Regions from separate parts of the Homo sapiens genome. Here region 2 is linked to region 1. A link is a loop called in an ENCODE intact Hi-C map of the cell type or tissue named here. Cell type or tissue: endothelial cell of umbilical vein. All regions are shown on one strand. Each heading gives the region's core, and the rest is flanking DNA. Links, peaks and the distances in the headings are about the cores only.

Region 1 (9,634 bases), core at 139-2,638:
AAGCCTTCTTCCCTGGCAATATTCATTGTTTCAGTGATTAGCTTTCTCTTTGGTGAGCAGCAGGACCTAGAAGCAACACTTGGTGTTTCAGTAACAGATTCAGCTGAGTCTAGCCTCAGCTGGATCCCATGGGGAGTCCTGGAGCATAAATGATACTAAGGAAGCTTCTAGGCTTTGAGGCAAGGGGGCCAAGCCTTCTATAGGTGTCATTGGCTGCTACCTATAGGGTTGCCAGATTTAGCAAATAAAAATATAGGATAGGCCAGGCACGGCGGCTCATGTCTGTAATCACAGTGCTTTTGGAGGCTGAGGCAGGAGGATTGCTTGAACCCAGGAGTTCTTACCCGTATGTATGTGTGCAAATGCACAGAAATCCCAGTGGACTGACTGATGGGGGAAGGGTGGGGCTGTGCAGAGGGTGTAAGAGACTTTCATTTTTTCAGCAATCTTTTTGTTTGATTTTTTTTTTTGAGACAGAGTTTTGTTCTTGTTGCCCAGGCTGGAGTGCAATGGCACAATCTCAGCTCACTGCAACTTCTGTCTCCCAGGTTCAAGCTATTCTCCTGCCTCAGCCTCCCAAGTAACTGGGATTACAGGCATGCACCATCACACGGGGCTAATTTGTTTTTTGTTTTTCGTTTTGTTTTGTTTTGTTTGAGTCGGAGTTTCGCTCTTGTTGCCCAGACTGGAGTGCAATGGCCCGATCTCTGCTCACCTCCACCTCCACCTCCTGGGTTCAAGCAATTCTCCTGCCTCAGCCTCCAGAGTAGCTGGGATTACAGGCATGCGCCACCACGCCTGGCTAATTTTGCATTTTTAGTAGAGACAGGGTTTCTCCATGTTGGTCAGGCTGGTCTTTAACTCCCAACCTCAGATGACCTGCCTGCCTCGGCCTCCCAAAGTGCTGGGATTACAGGAGTGAGCCACTGCGCCTGGCCTAATTTTGCATTTTTAGTAGAGACAGGGTTTCTCCATGTTGGTCAGGCTGGTCTTTAACTCCCGACCTCAGATGATCTGCCTGCCTCGGCCTCCCAAAGTGCTGGGATCAGGTGTGAGCCACCGTGCCCGGCTGTTTGATTTCTTTTAAAGTGACAGCATCATTTTGGTAACACTAATAATTATTAAATAAAAAATCAGGACCTGCTACTTACGTAGTTAGGCACAAGAGGGAGCTGTGGACCACACCTATCTTGTTTGTTTTTTCTCTGCAAAAACAAGCAAAAATACAGAATTCCCAGTTAAATTTGAGTTTCAGATAAACAATGAGTGGGACATCTTTATACTAAAAATGTATTTGTTGTTTATCTGAAATTAACATTTAACTGGGCATCCTGTATTTTATCTGGCAACACTTGGACATAAGAGGAGAAAAGGTATAGCTTCGCAGGCACCTCCAGTCATCTGAGGGTGGCTCAACTGGGCAGCCAACCCAGCAGGTGGGGGGTGGATGCAGCAGTCAGTAAAGGGGACCTGGGAAGGACATAAGCACACCCGTTTCGGGCAGGAACTCTGGGGGCAGTGCACCAGACAATGGTAAAAAAGACTAAAAGCCCTTTCCTAGACCATCAAAACCACCCCCATCACCCAGGGAACAGCAAGACAGCCTGGTCCCCTGCCCCAGCACCCACCCCTCTGCCAGCAGCTACTGGAGGACATCTTTTCTCCTTCAGTCATTCCCCTGCTTGTCTGGGGGTTATAGCTGGAGCCATGCTGTTTAACTTTGTCTCACCCAGCATTTCTGAACTGTATTTAAATGACGGAGGAAACTTTCCTTGGAAGTGATCTTAGAAATCTCCCTCCTAAAAAAATGGCTCCAGGGCCCCAGGAAGGGAGATTTTGGGGAGGGGATAACGACCCTGTAATAAAGCAGCCCGTTTCTGGAGGGGCCTTAAATCCTTTCTTCAAATTCAGAGACCTTCTCCTGGGGGTTCAAAGAGGTCCTTACAAAGAGATTTGTACCCCGTTTTCTCTGGAGGACTCTGCATCCCTGTTATAGGAACCTGAGGGCTCTGTGGGTTTGGACCTAGAAGAGCTCCAGGGAAAAGAGCAGGAGGAGTGGGCAACAGTAATGTCTAGCATAGCCCCAATTGTGTTATAAAAAAAAAATCCACAAAGCCAACCAGTTTTACACTGCTTACCCGTATGTATGTGTGCAAATGCACAGAAACCCCAATGGACTGACTGATGGGGGAAGGGTGGGGCTGTGCAGAGGGTGTAGGAGACTCTCCTTTTTTAAGCAATCTTTTTGTTTGATTTCTTTTAAAGTGACAGAGCATCATTTTGGTAACACTAATAATTATTAAATAAAAATCAGGACCTGCTACTTACATAGTTAGGCACAAGAGGGATCTATGGACCTATCTATATGCTGCGCCTTCCATGCTGGAAGAAAAAAATGCCTCCTCAGCCCACCCCCAAGGCAGGAGAGCCGGACCTAGAAAGCAGGCTCCCATCCCTTATCTGAAATCCTAAAAAAAAAAAACAACTGGAAACCAAGTATCTTCATCCAGCGCCAATGCTTAATCTGAACTAAGGTGAGGCTTACAGCTTTTGTCCCACTTACTGTGGCTACACATACATTGCATGGCAGAAATACAAATGCATTTATTTGACCATGTGTGGTGGCCCCAGACCCTGCAGAGGGCATCACATGATACATGGTATACACACTGTGATACCTTTCCAGGTCGAAACGCTTCTGAATTCAAATCACGTCTGGCCTGAGAGCTTTGGGGAGGGGTTGTCTTGGCAGCCACCTTTCCAGTTGTCCTTCAGGAAGTCACCTGCCCCCGACCCAGCCAGCTTTGGCCTTTGGTCATTGGAATTGTTACCCCCTTACTGCCCCTACGAACTCTTCCTTCTTCCACCCCCTGCTGCAGCTCCTGGTATGGCCTCAGATGCCTGTTCATTGCCTTGAGGATTTAAAGACCCTAAGATCCAGAAACCAATGAAGGGAAGGTTCCTCCAGGAGCCAAGAGAGAGGGACTGTCCTGTTGCTGAAAGGAGACCCGAGCAGTCACCTGTCCTCTCCCTCTGTCCCTCTGCCAGACTAGGCTGATGATGGTCACAAGACTCTCCTCCCACTGCCAGCACAGGCAACCCCAAGTCCACACCCTGGTTGGTACCAGCCCCAGGGAGCAAATACTGGGCCCCAGAGCCCTGCGGCAGCTGGGGACACCAGAAGAGCCAGCCCCAGGACTGTCACCTGGCAGGTAATTTGAGGATATCTCCACTGCCCTATCTGTGACCAGCCCCGTCCCTCTAAAAAAAACCCTCTACTTTTTTGTCTCCTTTCAGGAAATGGAGAAATTGCAAGAACAGCACCCAGTTTGGGGTTGGGGAGGGAGAAAAGGCTGATGAGAAGGTCCAGTCTGTGGTTGAAGGGTGATGCTGGAAGAGCTGAAAGGTGATGGCTCCTCCAAAGCAGAAGGCTGGGGCCTGCACGTGTTAAAATCTGCAGCCACCATTTTAGAACGGTGGTAGTTACCTAAGCAACCCATGGTCCTAAGAACAATATCCAGGGCTTGGAAAGTAAATAAGGGGGCCTACATTCAGCATTTATTATAAATATTAGACCCAAAATGTGTTTGAAGGCAGGTATAGCCCCTGGCCAGTAAGCAATCCCTTTAAAAGATGCCTGGGCAGACCCCAGCAGAGCTTCAGGGCTGGCTTCTGAAGCAGCAGCTAGGAGCAGTCACATTTGTTTTTCTTTTTTTTTTTTTTTTTTTTTTGAGACAGAGTCTTGCTGTGCTGCCCAGGCTGGAGTGCAGTGGCGCAATCTTGGCTCACTGCAACCTCCACCTCCCGGGTTCAAGCAATTCTTGTGCCTCAGCCTCCTGAGTAGTTGGGACTACAGGTGTGCACCAACATGCCTGGCAAACTTTTTGTATTTTTAGTAAAGAAGGGGTTTTGCCATGTTGGCCAGACTGGTCTTAAACTCCTGACTGCAGGTGATCCAGCCGCCTCAGCCTCCCAAAATTCTGGGATTACAGGCGTGAGCCACTGCACCTGGCCAGGCCACATCTCTTGACTGCTTTCCATGCCAGACCCCAGAGAGGCAATGAGACTGAGCCGAGACTTCTCCCAAAGGAGAATATTGTTGGGAACAAACAACACTCATATCCAGAGTATGGGGGCAGGGAGAGGATATCAGCAAGGTGAACGAGCCCTTCCAAAGTAGATGACACACCAGTCCTGGTTGTTAAAGAGGCTGGAGTGGAGAGGGCAAGCTGTCCCTGGATATGTCCTTAGCAGAATGATGTCGGAATTCAGGTGGGTTCTGTTTCCTGTCCAGCAGGAGGCTGGGCAGTTGGAAGTCCTTAACTATGATGAATGAACAACCGGGTGACCTTCTTCAATGGGGGCTCAAGCCAGGAAGGGTGGCCCCAGCAATCTACGGCTGAAGCTGCCACACACTGGCCTGGTCTGGGTGAGCCAATGGAGCCCCAGGTGGATTGGTAAGGTATGTGGGACAGCTCCTGCCTGAACAGGTAAAAGCATTGTTTTCACGTGTTACCATTACCTTTAGTTATATACCGAGAGGCTTCCCTCTCCTCATAAGCTGTGTGACCTTGGACAAAATACCACTCCATGCCTCGGTACCTCTGCTGAAAAACTGGCACAGTGTCATATGTACAGGGCTGCGTGAAAACACTTAGAATAGCCCCTGGCACATAGTTTAGTCCTCCAGCCTGGCCTAACATACGTTCTGAGAATTTCCTCTGGGCAAAGCAACAAGAATACTCACTGGGGCTCAAATGGAAGATACAGGCTTACACAGGCAGTCTCATCAGTTTGATGCATTTGTTACATCACTCACTCCTAGTGTTACCTCTGTCCAGGACAAGGAGCCCAGACTGACTGCAAACTGAGTTCTCACCACTGCTTGTCCTTCTTCAACACCTGACCAGGAGGGTCTGCCCACAGCGGCCCTGAAGGCCCCAACTCCAGGCAGTGAGATCGAGAGACCAGCTGCAGCTGTGATTCCTGGGGCTATCCATTGTTATTTCAGAAGTTCCTGGCAGTCTTTCAGGGGGTGCTGTGATGAATGAGTACTTTCTTCTTCCCGACTGTCATCAAAGGCACACACCATAGAGCCCAGGGGGTGTGTGGCAAGGGGGACTCAGAGCTGGCAGTAACCAGCAGGCTCGCTATAGTCACAGAGGCAGGAAGTGAGGCACAAGGGTCTTCCGAGTGCACCCAGAATTGCAGCACCAAGCGAGAACCTGAAAACCCACCTTATAGTTCAAAATGACTCTTTCATACTCTCTGCTCACAACTTGTAGTCAGTGCTTTCTGGTGACAGCAGAGGAGATGGAAGCTGTGTCCAGATGCAGAACCTGCCTACTGTCCTGGGTTCGGATGGATGGCACACACCCCGCCTGAATGACCCCATGGTGGGCACAGTTCAGGGACTGCTTTTGATGTCATCTTTAGCTGGTATTCAACCCAGAGCATAAGAGTTCCTGTATCCTGTACGGTTTCTGATCTGAGGTACTTATCCCAGGTCTGGGGCTTCCTCATTGATCCTGAGGAAACCATCTCTCATCACCTAGGCCCACCAACACTGAACCCCTCTCCCACTATGCTCAGAATTCTTGGTGAATATAGGAAATTGGAACAAATAAAATGTCTAATATCTACTTTCTTTTCTACTTCATTGATTTTTGTTTTTGTCTGTGTTTCTTCCCTCTAATTTGCTCTGGCTTTGATACTATTTATTTTCTCATTTCTTGAGCTAGAAGCTTAATTTATTGATTTTTCTTTCCTTTTTTCTTTTTATATAAGAGATGGGGTCTTGCCATGTTGCCCAGGCTGGTCTCAAACTCCTGGGCTCAAGCAGTCCTCCCGCCTTGGCCTCCCAAGGTGTTGAAACTACAGGTGTGAGCTACTCCACCTAGCCTCTTCCCTTCTAATATACGTATTGAAGCCTATGAATTTCCCTCTGAGGCACTGCTTTAGCTGCAGCCCAGCTTGATGTCATATTTTCATATCTTCTTCTTGTTTTTAAGCTCTAAGTTCCATTCTTCTCTGGTAAACTGAAATATTCAAACACAGTCCTGAATTCAGATTTAAACTGTAAAGTTTATCTCACTTTATTCCCAGAATGACTTGGCTGTAGATTTTCTGTAAAAAAAAAATTGGAAAGAGTGAAGCTCCTGGGGAGTTTAGGGCTCCTAAATCCTACAGAAAGAGTCAAAAAGAATATTTTGATGACTCTTGCCTTTTTTGATATACAATTTCCAGTGAATTATTATTATATTATTTTGAGATGGATTTTTGCGCTTATTGCCCAGGCTGGAGTGCAATGGCACAATCTCGGCTCACTGTAACCTCCGCCTCCCGGGTTCAAGCGATTCTCATGCCTCAGGCTCCCAGGTAGCTGGGATTACAGGTGTGTCCCACCACGCCCAGATAATTTTTGCATTTTTAGTAGAGATAAGATTTTGCCATGTTGGCCAGGTTGGTCTTGAACTCCTGGCCTCAAGCAATCGACCCACCTCGGCCTTCTCAAGTGCTGGGATTACAGGCATGAGCCACTGCACCTGGCCTTTGATATACAATTTCAACTGGATAAAAATTGCAAACATGATTCCTTAAACCTAATAAATCATCCATGCAAAGACTTCCAAAGCCTGTTAAACAAGCCTTATTTTAAAAAACACATTTTAAAGTTAACAGAAAATCTGCCAACATTGCACCTAATTAGGAGTTCAGAAATAGAAACCACCTGCATGTTGCTGATCTAGACTTATTAAATTTATTTCATGTCATTGTGGTCACTTTTACAGCTGTTTAGACTTATTTTCAATCACATTACTCTTCACAGAATTCACAGAATTCATTAACTAACTAGTATGTTACATCCAAGGGTTCTTAGTAGCACATTGAAATAGAAAAGAGGCCCACGAGTTGTTGCTTGTGTGTGGAACCTGAGTCTGATTACTTAGACAGATGTCTAGAACATTATTGCTTTATTAGGCCTATTTTTAAAAATAATAAATTATTCCTAGGAAACCCACCCTGCCAGGTGCTCATTCTGCGACTGCTGTGGGTTCACTCAGAACATACCTGACTGGTGGGTGCTGAATGAACCTCCCACCCATGTACCCTGCTGCTCCGGACGCTCTGAGGGCTAGAGCAATGCCCCTCCATGCGTGTAAACATTTTCTACAGCTTGCCACTTTCCTCCCTGGTCTTGCAGCCAATGGGCTGCAGTCATACATGGGTCTCTATGTAAAACTTAAATTAGACCTAAACAACAGGGTTCAGCGAATGAGGACTAATGCTCCTATAAAAGCCACTGCCCATGCAAGGGAATACACCTGATGCAACAAAAATATCTTGAGTCTCCAACTATAAGGAATGTCTCAAAGAAAATGTCCTTGATTTAATTATGGTCCAAGGTGGCTGCTTTGCACAAGCTTCTCAGTGACATGAACTTGAAGACTTCATGGTAGATTTCATGGCTGGGGTTTCTTATTTTGTTCCATATGAGTTTCTATTTTGTGAAAAATATCTTGGAGGTTTTCGCGTGGTCCCCAAAGCTCTGGGGAACCGTGGATACCAGGGATAAGGGACGGGCTTCCTCAGGGTCACTGGCGCTCCGACCGCATTTGGGGCAGGATCCCTGAGAGTGGTGGCTGCGTCAGACTTGGGGGATGGGAGCAGATGCTGTGTGCAGAATGCAGGCTGCAGTCGGGGCCTCAGTCCAGCTTCTTGTTGTTGTCTGTGTTGTGCACAGAAGCTAAAAAGTCGATTATGAGCTTGGCTGTCTTCCTGGGTCTTTCCATCACTACTGAGTGCCCACAGTTTTCCAGAAGCTCCACCTGGCAGTTGGCAATTGACTTGGCCAACATGTCTGCCCCAGACACATCCAGCACCTGCTGGGCAAGAAAGGGAGCTGGATGATACACAAAGATTCAGACACCCACGTGTGCACTCTGTGGACAGAACTTCCACCAAGGCCTGGCAGGGGTCAGTGGGGCAGGAGGATGTGAATTTTAGGACCAAGTCCCTTTGGTGTTGGGGCTTGTGGCTGTCTGAATGGAAGTAACCATGATGCCTCCTGTTTTATTCTGCAACTCTGTGCCAGGAGTTGGGCTGATGTCAGCAATACTGAGGTAGAAAACAAACGTTCCTTGCCCTTGAGGAGGTTATGGTATGGTGGGGAAGTCAGAGAGCACAGGGGATGAGCAGGGTCGAGGGAAGACCTCGTTCCTGAGTCCCGGGAGAGCAGAAAGGGGACAGGGGAGGAGCATTCACGGATGTGGGAATGGCACAGGGTGGGAGATCATGGCGAGTGCAGGGGCCACCAAGGAGCACGGCGGCTGAGACACCAAGCACATGGGCAGTGGGGGTGGCATGGTGGGGAGAAGGGGCAGAGAGGAGGGCGCTGCTCCTACAGCCACACGGACCATGGGGAACCACAGGCTGTGTTAAGGTGAGTGACTTGATCAGGCTGGCCCTGTGGCTGGTTAGGGCAGCCCAAGCTGTAGGAAGGATGCAAGAGGGGAAGGCTAATTATCACAAGCTGGGGGTATCTCTTTATTTGTTGAAAAGGAGTTTCACTCTTTCGCCCAGGCTGGAATGAAGTGGCGTGATCTCAACTCACTGCAACCTCCGCCTCCCAGGTTCAAGTGATCTTCTGCCTCAGCCTCCCCAGTAGCTGGGATTATAGGTGCCCGCCACCATGCCCAGCTAATTTTTGTATTTCTAGTAGAGATGGGGTTTCACCACGTTGGCCAGGCTGGTCTCGAACTCCTGACCTCAGGTGATCCACCTGCCTCAGCCTCCCAAAGTGCTAGGATTACAGGCCTGAGCCACCGCACCCAGCTGGAGGTCTCTTTGAAGGTCCTCTGGGGATCCCCAGAGCTGTGTGTTTCTTGGCTCTAACCTCTGCAGATATGGGGAATGCTTTTCCAACATGAAAGCCAGAACTTTTCCAGGGCTGATCCTTTTCAAACAACTCATTTCCTCTCCTTTTCCTCTGGGTTCCCAGCTACTATGCCAATCCACCTCCATCTTTTTCCCCAACATCCTCCCTCAGAAGTGGATCCGCATTCACTCCCCTTCTCTTAGCTGCCTTTACCTTCAATTCATCCTAGACAAGAGGGCCCCTCCTCCCCATCCTTAACGGCAAAAGCAAAAGCCCCAACAAACTCAAGCACCTTCTGTGTCTTTGCTCTATTCTCACCAACTCAAATTATTAAAACCAAGATTTTCTGCCCACTGGGGAGTTAAGGTAAGACGATGCCTCAGTCAAGGAAAAGAGTCCTGCAGGGCATCCCTGGACCAGGAAAAGGAACAGCTAATGGGGAGCTTAACAGCTAATTCCAGCCAAGGAAATGGAAACCTCTGCCTTGTCACTCACTCACAGCTAAGGCTGCCACGGCAACCCACTGAGCAGGAATAACACCCAGCTACTGTGGAAACACTCAGAAGAAACGCAGATGCAGTCAATAGGTGAAAACAGCATGAAAAAGTGGAAACTCCCAACTGAGTGTCTTTTTTTGTTTTTTTGAGACAGGGTCTCGCTCTGTTGCACAGGCTGGAGTGCAGTGGCACGATCATGGCTCACTGCAGCCTTGACCTCCCGGGCTCAAGTGATCCTCCCACCTCAGTGCCCCCCAGG
Region 2 (10,679 bases), core at 4,086-6,585, 83 kb after region 1:
TCAAGTGATCCACCTGCCTTGGCTTCCCAAAGTGCTGGGATTACAGGAGTGAGCCACCACGCCTGGCCCAGGGCTGATTTTTTAAGGTCTTATGATAGGAATGACCTTGGCCTGCATCTAAATCTGGTTCTGGAATGAAATTGGAGTAGGCTCTGCCCCTGGAGGGGGAGATCCCTTCCTGGGAATGGGATTCCTTGTAGCCTGCACGGACCTGGTGGACTGAACAAAGAGGGGGAATGCGGAAATAAAAGACAAAGACATAAGAGTATATTTGGAAGAAGGGGTCAGGGACACCTTGCCTCTAGTAGACAAGGGCCCTGAGCTTTACACAGCCTTCCGTATTTATTGGTAAAAGAGATAACGAGAAAAGGGGGTGGTGGTTGTTGGGTAATTGTCAGTCGGCCATTTGGTTCACAGCAGGCTTGCAAGACTGCATCCTTTGTATGATAGGTGCTAGATTTTTCAGTAGATAACTTCAAGGAGCCCGGCCCCCAGGGAGTGTTGGCCCTCAGCAAACCTTTCAGTGGCAGGTGCAGTGTGAGTTTGCTCACATCCTGCATTCATGATAAACAGTTTGCTGTTTGATCATATAGCGTCCAGTGGAATGCTGAGCTGGTCACAATCCCTTTGGCCTTTTTGGCTCCCAACAATTCCTGCCTGGAAAATCATTCATGAGTCACTGTGTAGTTAAGGATTTACACGTGCTCCTACCTGCACTGCAAACCTTGTCTTTAGAACTGGTGTGGTTTTAGATAGATTTATAGATAAATTTATAGATCATGCCTAATGCATGATGATTCAGGAGGGAAGCCTTCTCCCAAAGAACAACAGATGATTTTCTGGGGCCCTCTGCTCACAGCCAGGGTGTCCCCCAAGCCCTCAGGCTCCTTATGTATGTATGGGACACACAGAAGCTTTCAGAATATGGAGAGAAAGCATTTCCATTTGCTGGGAATCTGGGGTCAGGGACATGGATTGTTCTCAGTGTTCTGAGCTGGAATAGTGGCAGGGCCTTGTCACTGTTATGTGCCAGAGAAGAAATGCTATAGGAGACTGACCAGGTGGTCACACTCTGGTGTCAAACAGTCCTGGCCACGCCTCTTACCAGATGTGATGTGAGACCTGGAGAGGTGACTTGCCCTCTCTGAAGCTCAGTTTCCTCATCAGTAAAATGAAGAGAATAATAGTAGTCAGGTAGTTGTGAGGTTTAAAGGACCGAGTCCATGTAAAGATGTGTAATATGGGTCTACCACAGGTCAGAACCCACAGCCACTGTTACAGACACACCTTGGAGATATTGCAGCCTCAGCTCCATACCACTGCAATAAAGTGAGTATCACAAGGTTTTTGGTTTCTGAGTGCATATAAAAGTTATGTTGGCTAGACACAGTGGCTCACACCTTTGGGAGGCCAAGGAGGGAGGATCGCTTGAGCCCAGGAGTTTGAGACCAGCCTAGGCAACATGGCAAAACACTGCCTCTACAAAAAATACAAAAATTAGTCAGGCATGGTGATGCATGCTTGTACTCCCTGCTACTAGAGAGGCTGAGGCGGGAGGCTCGCTTGAGCCCAGGGAGTGAAGGCTGCAGTGAGCTATGAGCATGCCACTGCACTCCAGCCTGGGCAACAGAGCAAGACTATATTAAAGAAAAAAAGTTATGTCTACACTATACTGTAGTTTATTAAGTGTGCAAGAGCATTATGTCTAAAATACAATGTACCTATCTTGATTAAAAATACTTTATTGCTAAAAAATGCTAATGATCGTCTCAGGCTTCAACGAGTCATAATCTTTTTGCTGATGGAGGGGGCTTGCCTCGACATTGATGGTTGCTGATGGATCAGAGTGGTAGTTGGAGTGGCAGTGGCAGTTTCTTCAAAGAAGACAACAACGAAATTTGCCACATCGATTGACTCTTTCACAAAAGATTTCTCTACAGCACGTGATGCTGTTTGATGGCATCTTGCCCACAGTAGAACTTCTTTTGAAATTGGAGTCAATCCTCTCCAACCCTGCATTATCAACTAAGTTTATGTGATATTCTAAATCCTTTGTTGTCATTTCAAAAATGTTACAGCATCTTTACCAGGAGTAGATTTCATCTAAAGAAACCACTGTCTTTGCTCATCTGCAAGAAGCAACTCCTTATCTGTTCAAGTTTTATCAGGAGGTTGCAGCAATTCAGTCACATCTTCAGACTCCACTTCTAGTTCTTTTACTATTTACATCACATCTGTAGTGACTTTTCCCACTGAAGTCTTCAATCCCTCAAAGTAATCCATGAAGGCTGGAATTAACTCCTTCCAAACTCCTACTAATGTAAATATTTTACTTCCTCCCATGAATCACAAATGTTCTTAATGGCATCTAGAAATGCTGAATCCTCTCTAGAAGAGTTTCAATTGATGGCTCAGATCCATCAGAGGAATCACTGTCTAAGGCAGCTTTAGCCTTACAAAATGTACTTCTTAATAAGACTTCAAAGTCAAAATAATTTCTTGATCTGTGGGCTACAGAGTGAATGTTGTATTAGCAGGCATGAAAACAACATTCATCTCCTTGAACCTCTCCATCAGAGCTCTTGGGTGACCAGGTGCATTACCAGTGAGCAGTAATATTTTGAAAGGAATCCTTTTTTCTGAGCAGCAGGTCTCAAGAGTGGGCTTGAAATATTCAGTAAACTGCACTGTAAAGAGATGTACTGTCATCCAGGCTTTGTTCCATTTGTAGAGCACAGACAGCGTAGATTTAGCATAATTCTCAAAAACCCTAGGATTGGGCAGGGTGCAGTGGCTCATGCCTGTAATCTCAGCACTTTGGGAGGCCAAGGCAGATGGATCACTTGAGGTCAGGGGTTCGAGACCATCCTGGCCTGGCCAACATGGTAAAACCCCGTCTCTACTAAAAATACAAAAATTAGCCAGGGGTGATGGCGTGCACCTGTAGTCCCAGCTACTTGGGAGGCTGAGGCACGAGAATCACTTGAACCTGGAAGGCAGAGATTGCAGTGAGCCAAGATCGCACCACTGCGCTCCAGCCTGGGTGACAGAGTGAAACTCTGTCTCAAAAATAATAATAAAATAAAAAAGAACCCTAGGATTTTCAGAAAGGTCAGTGAGCACTGGCTTCAACTTAAGGTCACCAGCTCCACTCGCCCCTAACAAGAGAGCCAGCCTGTCCTTTGAAGCTTTGAAGCCAGGCATTGACTTCTCCTCTCTAACTAAAAAAGTCCTAGATGTCATCTTCTTCTAATAGAAAGCTGTTTTGTCTACGCTGAATATCTGTCGTTTGATGTAGCAGCCACCTTTATCAGTTACCTACCCTAGCTAGATCTTCTGCATATCTTGCTGCAGCTTCTCTATCAGCATTTGCTACTTCACTTTGCACTTTTATGTTATGGAGATGGTTTCTTTCCTGAAACCTCATGAACCGAACTCTGCTGATTCCAACTTTCCTTCTGCAGCTTCCTCACCTCCCTCAGCCTTTGCAGAATTGAAGACAGTTGGGGAGGATCTTGCTCTGGAATAGGCTTTGGCTTAAAGGAATGTTGTGGCTGGTTTGATCTTCCATCCAGACCATTCAAACTTTCTCCACATCAGCAATAGGCTGTTCTTCTTTCTCATCATTCATGTGTTCATTGGAGTAGCACTTTCAATTTCCTTCAAGAACTTTTCCTTTGCATTCACAACTTGGCTGTTTGGCCCAAGAGGCCTAGATTTTGGCCTGTCTTGGCTTTCTAAATGCCTTTCTTACTAAGCTTAGTCATTTCTAGCTTTTGATTTAAACTGAGAGATGTGCAACTCTTTCTTTCACTCAAACACTTAGAGGCCATTGTAGGGTTATTAATTGGCCTAATTTCAATATTGTTATGTTTCAAGGAAGAGGAAGGCCTGAGGAGAGGAAGAGAGATGGGGGAGTGACTGGTTGGTGATCACAACACACATTTATCTATTTATATGGCATGGTTCCGCAGTGCCTCCTAAATGACTACAATAGTAACAACAAAGATCACTAATCACCACAGAAGACATAATGATAATGAAAAAGTTTGAAATATTGCAAGAATTACCAAAATATGACAAAGGGACGTGAAGTAAGCCCATGCTGTTGGAAAATGATGCCAGTAGACTAGCTCGATGCAGGGTTGCCACAAACCTTCTATTTGTAAAAAATGCGATATTTGCAAAGTGCAACAAAGCAAAGCACAATAAAATAAGGCATGCCTGTATCGCTACAATTTTAATCCAACATAAGCACACTACACAGTATGTTCCAAAGGGAAAATACCCCCAAATCAAATGCAGAAAGGAGTGTCAAATAGCAAGCTCTCAATAAATGTTAGCTACTGTTATTAAGAGCTGTTAAGGCCAGGCACGGTAGCTTATGCCTGTAATCCCAGCACTTTGGGAGGCCAAGACAGGGGGATCACCTGAGGTCAGGAATTCAAGGCCAGTCTGACCAACATAACGAAACCCTGTCTCTACTAAAAATACAAAAATTATCTGGGCGTGATGGTGTGTGCCTGTAATTCCAGCTACTCAGGAGGCTGAGATAGGAGAACTGCTTGAACCTGGGAGGCGGAGGTTGCAGTCAGCTGAGATCACACCACTGCACTCCAGCCCGGGCGACAGAGTGAGACTCCATCTCAAAAAAAAAAAAAAAAAAGCTGTTAAATTATGATCGGCTTCCTGTGTCTCAGAGTCAACCTGGCCAGCATGGTGAAACCCCATCTCTTCTAAAAATACAAAAATTAGCCAGACATGGTGGCGTGCACCTGTAATCCCAGCTACTTGGGAGGCTGAGGCAGGAGAATCGCTTGAACCCAGGAGGTGGAGATTGCAGTGAGCCGAGATCACGTCACTGCACTCCAGCCTGGGCAACAGAGAGAGACTCCATCTTATAAAAAAATTAATATGTAAATATTGAAAAGTAGTGACAAAACAAATGTGGCAAAACGTTCCTTGGTAAATGTGGGTTGAGGGTATTTAAGAGTTCTTTGTGCTATTTCTGCAACTTTTATGCACATTTGAAATTATTTCAAAATAAAAAGTAAAGTATATATAAATAAGAGGAAGCTAGGAAGTGACAAAAACCATTAAAGGAAGAATAAGAAACGGTAGTTCGGCCAGCAGCCAGCTCCCTGCTGGTTCCCACGTCAGGCGCTGTGAGAAGCCCTTTGCCTCTCGGTCCTGTGTCCTCACCATGCACCCTTGTGGTCAGCCTGGAAAGGCCAACTTGATAGTTACAGGCTGCTTCAGATCTGCCACCCACGTGGTGACAAGTCCTGGCGCGTTGGCATGGGTGGTACTGAAAAAGGCTATGGATCCAGGGCAGTGCAGCGGCCAGTGGCAAGGGATGAGGCGGGGTCTCCAATGGCATCGTTTGAACTGCCTGCAACCTTTTTACCCACATGTCTCATGAAGGGATCAAGGAGAAAAGCACTGTGGTCTGGGAAAAGACTTCTAGCACTGAGATGCTGCCTTCAGGGGCAAAGATTAACCTGGCTCCCCAGAAGAGGAGCAGTGCTCATTGCCAGACAGAAGAGGGCGATGTTTTCGCCCATGTCATCCTTTGAATAGGCACCGACAGGCTTTGGCCGCCAGCTGTGCCCACTGGGTGTGGTTTCACAAATCTGCAAATTCCAAGGGCAAGATTAGGGTGAGGTTAATGAGACAGGGTCAAGTACAAGTTCAGGGGCAGATCGTGTCTTTACTTTGTTACTTTGTTCATCATGGATTTTTCTTCATTAATTTTTGATTTTTCAAAATATTGCATTGAATGTTATTTAGCTTGATTACTGAGTTATTTGGTAACTCCTTAAATTTTGTGCCTAAGGCTAGTGTCTCATTCGCCTTGCCCTAGTCCTGTCTTGACAGATCTAATCCATTAGTCGTATCGCCACCAGCTCAGAGTTTGCAATTAGGCCCTTTTGTACCTATAAAGAAAGGACTGACAAAAGGAATTAATCCTGAGGACGTAAATACCTGCTTTTTTTTTTTTTTTTTTTGAGGCAGAGTTTTACTCTGTCACCCAGCCTAGAAGACTGGAATGCAGTGGTGCAATCATAACTCACTGCAGCCTCTAAATCCTGGGCTTAAGTGATCCTCCCAACCTCCCACCTCAGCCTCCAGGGTAGCTGGGGCCAGAGGTATACACCACCATGCCTGGCTAACTTTTTTATCTTTAGTAGAGACAAGTTCTCGCTATGTTGCTCAGGCTGGTCTCGAACTCGTGGGCTCCTGCCTCGGCCTCCCAGGGTGCTCGGGTTACAGATGTGAGCCACTGCACCCAGTCAAATGCCTGCTTTTGATGTCACTTCACAGCCAGCAACTGGAGACCAACTTCTTTATCTCCGAGTCTCAATTTCTTCATCTGTAAAATGAGGATAGCAATTGCTCCTTTGCAGTTTATTCTGAAAACAGAGTATCACCCCAACTGAGTACCCCTGAGGGCCAGGCACCGTGCTGAGTCTGCCCTTTAGTTATAACCTCTCTAAATTTTCACAGCCCTACCATGTAAGAGATACTATTACCCCATGTTAAAGGTGAGGAAAAGGGCACAGAGAAGTTTGGTTATTTGTCCAGGGCTGAACAGCCAGTAAGTAAAAGTGTATATGCTTTAACGTCATCAGCATTCCCGACGTGAGATGACCCCCAAGCCCCCGGAGATATTTGGCAACATCTGTCGAAATTTTTGGTTGTCACAACTGGGGGATGTGATTGGCATCTAGTGGGTAGAGGCAGGGGATGCTGCTAAGTGTCCAATAATGCACAGGATGGTCCCCACAACAAAGTACTATCTGGCCCCAAATGTCAATCGTGCCAAGGCTGAGAAGCCTGCTCTATGCTATGCTCCCGAGTCAGAAAGTTACATGAGCACTTAGCACTTAGTGCTCCATGAAAGGTAGATACTGTTGTGGTTTTTGTTATTATTACATTTTGTCTCTATGGCTGGGGGTTCCCGTGGCTTCCAGGGAAGCTGAGTTCCCTTGGTACCACACCCACACTGTGATCAAGAACCCCGTCTCTAGGTCAAACGTGGTGGCTCACACCTGTAATCCCAACACTTTGGGAGGCCAAGGTAGGAGGATCGCCTGGGCCCTGGAATTCAAGACCAGCCGGAGCAACATGGTGGAATCCTGTCTCTACAAAAAAAACACAAAAATTAGCCAGGCATGGTGACATGCACCTGTGGTCCCACCTACTTGGGAAGCTGAGGTAGGAAGATTAGATTACTTGAGCCTGGGGGATTGAGGCTGCAGTGAGCTGAAATTGTGCCACTGCACTCCAGCCTGGGTGACAGAACGAGACCCTGTCTCAAAAAAAAAAAAAAAAAAAAAAAAAGAACTTGGTCTCTGGAGTCCATTAGAGTATCATACGTCGCATTCAGCAATGATTTATGAGCATCTGCTGCTACATGACAATCCTGTTCCAGGCAGCACAGACACACGGAGGTGCCCCCTGCCCCTATGTGGCAGCCTGGTGGAGAGACAACTTTAGACAAGGAAACACACAAGCTCAGAGATAATAAGATGTTACAATGCATGCCATGATGTGAAAAACCTGGGCACCATGAGAGAGAAGACGAGGGAAGACCCTGATGGGGTCAGGAGGCCAGGAGGGCTTCTCTGAGGGTGTGACATTTAAGCTGAGCCCTGAGGCTGGAGGAAGGAAGAGCCCTGTAGGCGGAGAGAACAGCTGTGCCAAGGCCCTGAGGGGGGAACCGAAAGCCAGGCAGTGCAAGGGCAGACCAGTAGGGGAGGAAGAGGGGAGTAGAGTGTTATGACCTGGGAAATGTGAGCAGGTAGAGGCTACATTAAGAAGTTTGCTCTTTGACCAATAAAAGCCCTGGAAAGATTTTAATCAGAGCAGGCCTGCCCTTCAGAAAGTGACTCTTGAGGTCCAGGCACAGCCCTGTGTGGAAGATAGTGTGTGAGGCTGAAACCCAGAGTGTGTCATCATCTGGAAACAACCCTGCAAAGGTGAGAGGTTTGTCATAGTTACACAACTTTAACTAATGCACCTTCCTCCCCGCAAACTCTAAGCTGGTTGTGAAACATGACGATGGAGCATTTTGCATATGTTACAAAATTATTGTTAATGCTCATTCATTTTTGGACAAAGACCAGCATCAGTCACTGGAAACACCTGTTTGGGTCACGAGGCTTGTCTTCTGCCAGGAGTGGAGACTTTCCCACAGACTTCTTGTTTCTTCTTGCTGCTTTTGGGTGACTCAGCCTATGACACTTTTGCTCCTCCTGAAATCTCCATATCTTGCTTTTCTCAAATTCCAAGGTAGCCTTTGCGCAACATATCACTCTCCACTGACTCTTGTCCCATCAGGGCCCATAGTGGATGGCTGTATGGGGGCCATGTGACTGAACTCCTGATCCTCGTTTCAGCCCACTCATGTGACATGCATGGAGCTCTTCAGCAGGGACTTACTGACCAGGACAAGAGCTTGAGACTTTGAGGGGATCTGATTGTCACTGCACAATCAAGGACAGTATTCCCAAGAGTGGATGTTGCTCAAGATAGTCCAAGGAATTCTATGAAGAAAAGGACTCCACAGACAATAAATTTTGGACACCCTGTTTCAACACAGTTAAGCGGCTTTTTATAATTACAGGACTTTTCAGAACATTTAATATGCTAATGTGCATTCTAAATCTCCAAGAAAGAATGATGCATATTTATCTTTTCTTCCAGGTGCATCTTAGAGACTGGTGTTTGCAAGTATATGGAGCAGGAAACTTCATCCCGAAGATGGAGACCCCGGGGCTGTCAGCAGGCGTTAGGCAAGTGCCTCAAAATTCCCAATTCCCAGCAAGAGAAGCCAACTGAAGGATGAGACAGGGTTTCTGCCTTCCCTGGGTCCTCCAGTATTACATGGAGGGGTTGGAGTGAACCTTCTGGAGGTGGGGTCAATGACTCTTGGAGGTAGGGGAAAGCTTCCTTTGACCAAGTTGCACACAAAGACAGAAAACGTGTTTGCATGGGCATTGTTTAACCTGCTTAAAAGAATGAAAAGATTTTAGCACTTTTTTCTTTTTCTGTAATTACTAAAGAAGTACATGTTTTTGCAAAAAAAAAAAAAAATCAAACAATATACAAGTATATAGAGTAAAAAGTGGAAGTCCTCCTTTCATCTCCTCCCTGCATCCCTCCCTGCACCCTGGAGTGTTCCATATTAAGGTTTTGGTATGCCTGGTTCAGTGGGTGAGAAGATTAATCTGGAGTCAGCACTCTGAGATTGAATCTCAGCTTTGCCACATGCTAGCTCTGTTTCCTTGGGCACAAGCCTCACTTTGCTCATCTCTAAAATAAAGTAGCCGTAGGAAGGGCTTGGCAGGTATGGGATGAGATGAAACACAGAAAGCCCTAATGCAGCACCTGAACCTAGTTGGATTCAGTTAAATTTGGCCGTTAGAATTTTCCTTCCAGAATCCAGGCATTTTTTAAAAGGTCCAATTTCATTCAATGGATGTGCTAATTCGAGAATGGGGTCCATCTCTTAATCTGTTCATGTGACTCTTTTTTAAGTCCTCAAGGGCAGTTTCTATGCAGAAACCACTATTTAGAGGTTTACTTTATTTTTTCAAGTTCATAGTCAAATTGTCAAAGCTGGAAATTAAAAAAAAGCAGATTACTTGACTTTCTTTATTCTACACATTAGCTCGTTTTTAATGCTAGGAACTAAGAACTTTTCTAGGACTTTGATGGAATGATTACTATCTTAGAAAATGCCATGCCTCCATAAATATATATGCCTACTATGTACCTGCAAAAATTAAAAATAAAAACTTTGTTAAAAGAAAAAAAAAAAGAAAATGCCATGCTTTTAAGTTCAGCTTACAAAAGTTCTCATTCTTTTTATAAATCCAGCTAGAATTTCCAGATAAAATAAAAGTTGCCCAATTGAATACGAACTACCCCAAATTCAAATCTACCTACTGTTCTATATTTTTATTTGTTAAATCTGCCAATCCTAAACCCAACAAACCTAAATAATTACTTATAAGGGGTTTGTGGCCAATTTATAAACATTTTATACTTTATTTAATATGCCCTATTTTCTTTTAAAAGTTCTTCAATTGTCTGAACTAACAAAAAAGCTACTTTTAAAAAATACTAAATCATTTGAATTCTAATAAAGTAAACAAACAAAACATTGATGATAACCTAAAGTGTTTATAAATGTTCCAGAACTGTATTCAGACAAAGGTTTCAACGTAAAGTCATGAACCTGAATCAAACCCTACCAAGTGCACATTTTATAAGAGAGTTACAAGATTTTCTATATAGTTGGCCCAGCAGCTCTCATTAAGTCCATGAAATACCGCATATTCCATCTTAAAACACACAAAAAGAGTATACCATGGCTCTGAGTCTCTTAAACATTTCTACACTTTAATTCTAAATCTTTTTTCTGGTTGGAAGATGCCCATTCACCAAGAAAGACAATTAACCATTCCCTAGAGCTCCTTTTTTTTTGTTTTTGTATTTTATTGAGATGGAATCTCACTCTGTTGCCCAGGCTGGAGTGCAGTGGTGCAATCTTGGCTCACTGCAGCCTCTGCCTCCCAAGTTCAAGCCATTCTCCTGCCTCAGCCTCCCAAGTAGCTGGGATTATAGGCGCCCACCACCACGCCTGGCTAATTTTTGTATTTTTAGTAGAG

Evidence for each region. Hi-C counts contacts between places; a loop is a spot of excess contacts. Peaks named below come from ENCODE experiments on the same cell type or tissue, not always from the same donor. Only the 100,000 strongest peaks of a DNase experiment are listed, where the experiment ranks them.
Region 2: it touches region 1 in a loop (14-fold over the local background); 11 of 110 quality-filtered maps call a loop at or near these places.

What each region holds. Positions count from the first base shown.
Region 1 is chr3:58,291,838-58,301,471 of GRCh38, reverse strand. It overlaps ABHD6 (abhydrolase domain containing 6, acylglycerol lipase), which reads right to left. Exons shown (of 10, transcript NM_001320126.2): 10 at 6,738-7,883. The coding sequence ends at 7,707. Among named protein-coding and RNA genes, the nearest start is that of RPP14, 9.6 kb to the left of the region's middle. In endothelial cell of umbilical vein, for the core only: a CTCF peak has its summit at 1,185 (motif pointing right); a DNase peak (open chromatin) is centred at 1,201.
Region 2 is chr3:58,212,227-58,222,905 of GRCh38, reverse strand. It overlaps LOC107986091 (a long non-coding RNA gene), which reads left to right and starts at 7,891. Exons shown (of 3, transcript XR_007095932.1): 1 at 7,891-7,982; 2 at 8,344-8,604; 3 at 8,710-9,897. RefSeq lists enhancers at 4,797-5,299, 5,282-5,461, 5,300-5,803, 7,428-7,617, 8,058-8,117 and 1 more. In endothelial cell of umbilical vein, for the core only: a CTCF peak has its summit at 5,522 (motif pointing right); DNase peaks (open chromatin) are centred at 5,235 and 5,525.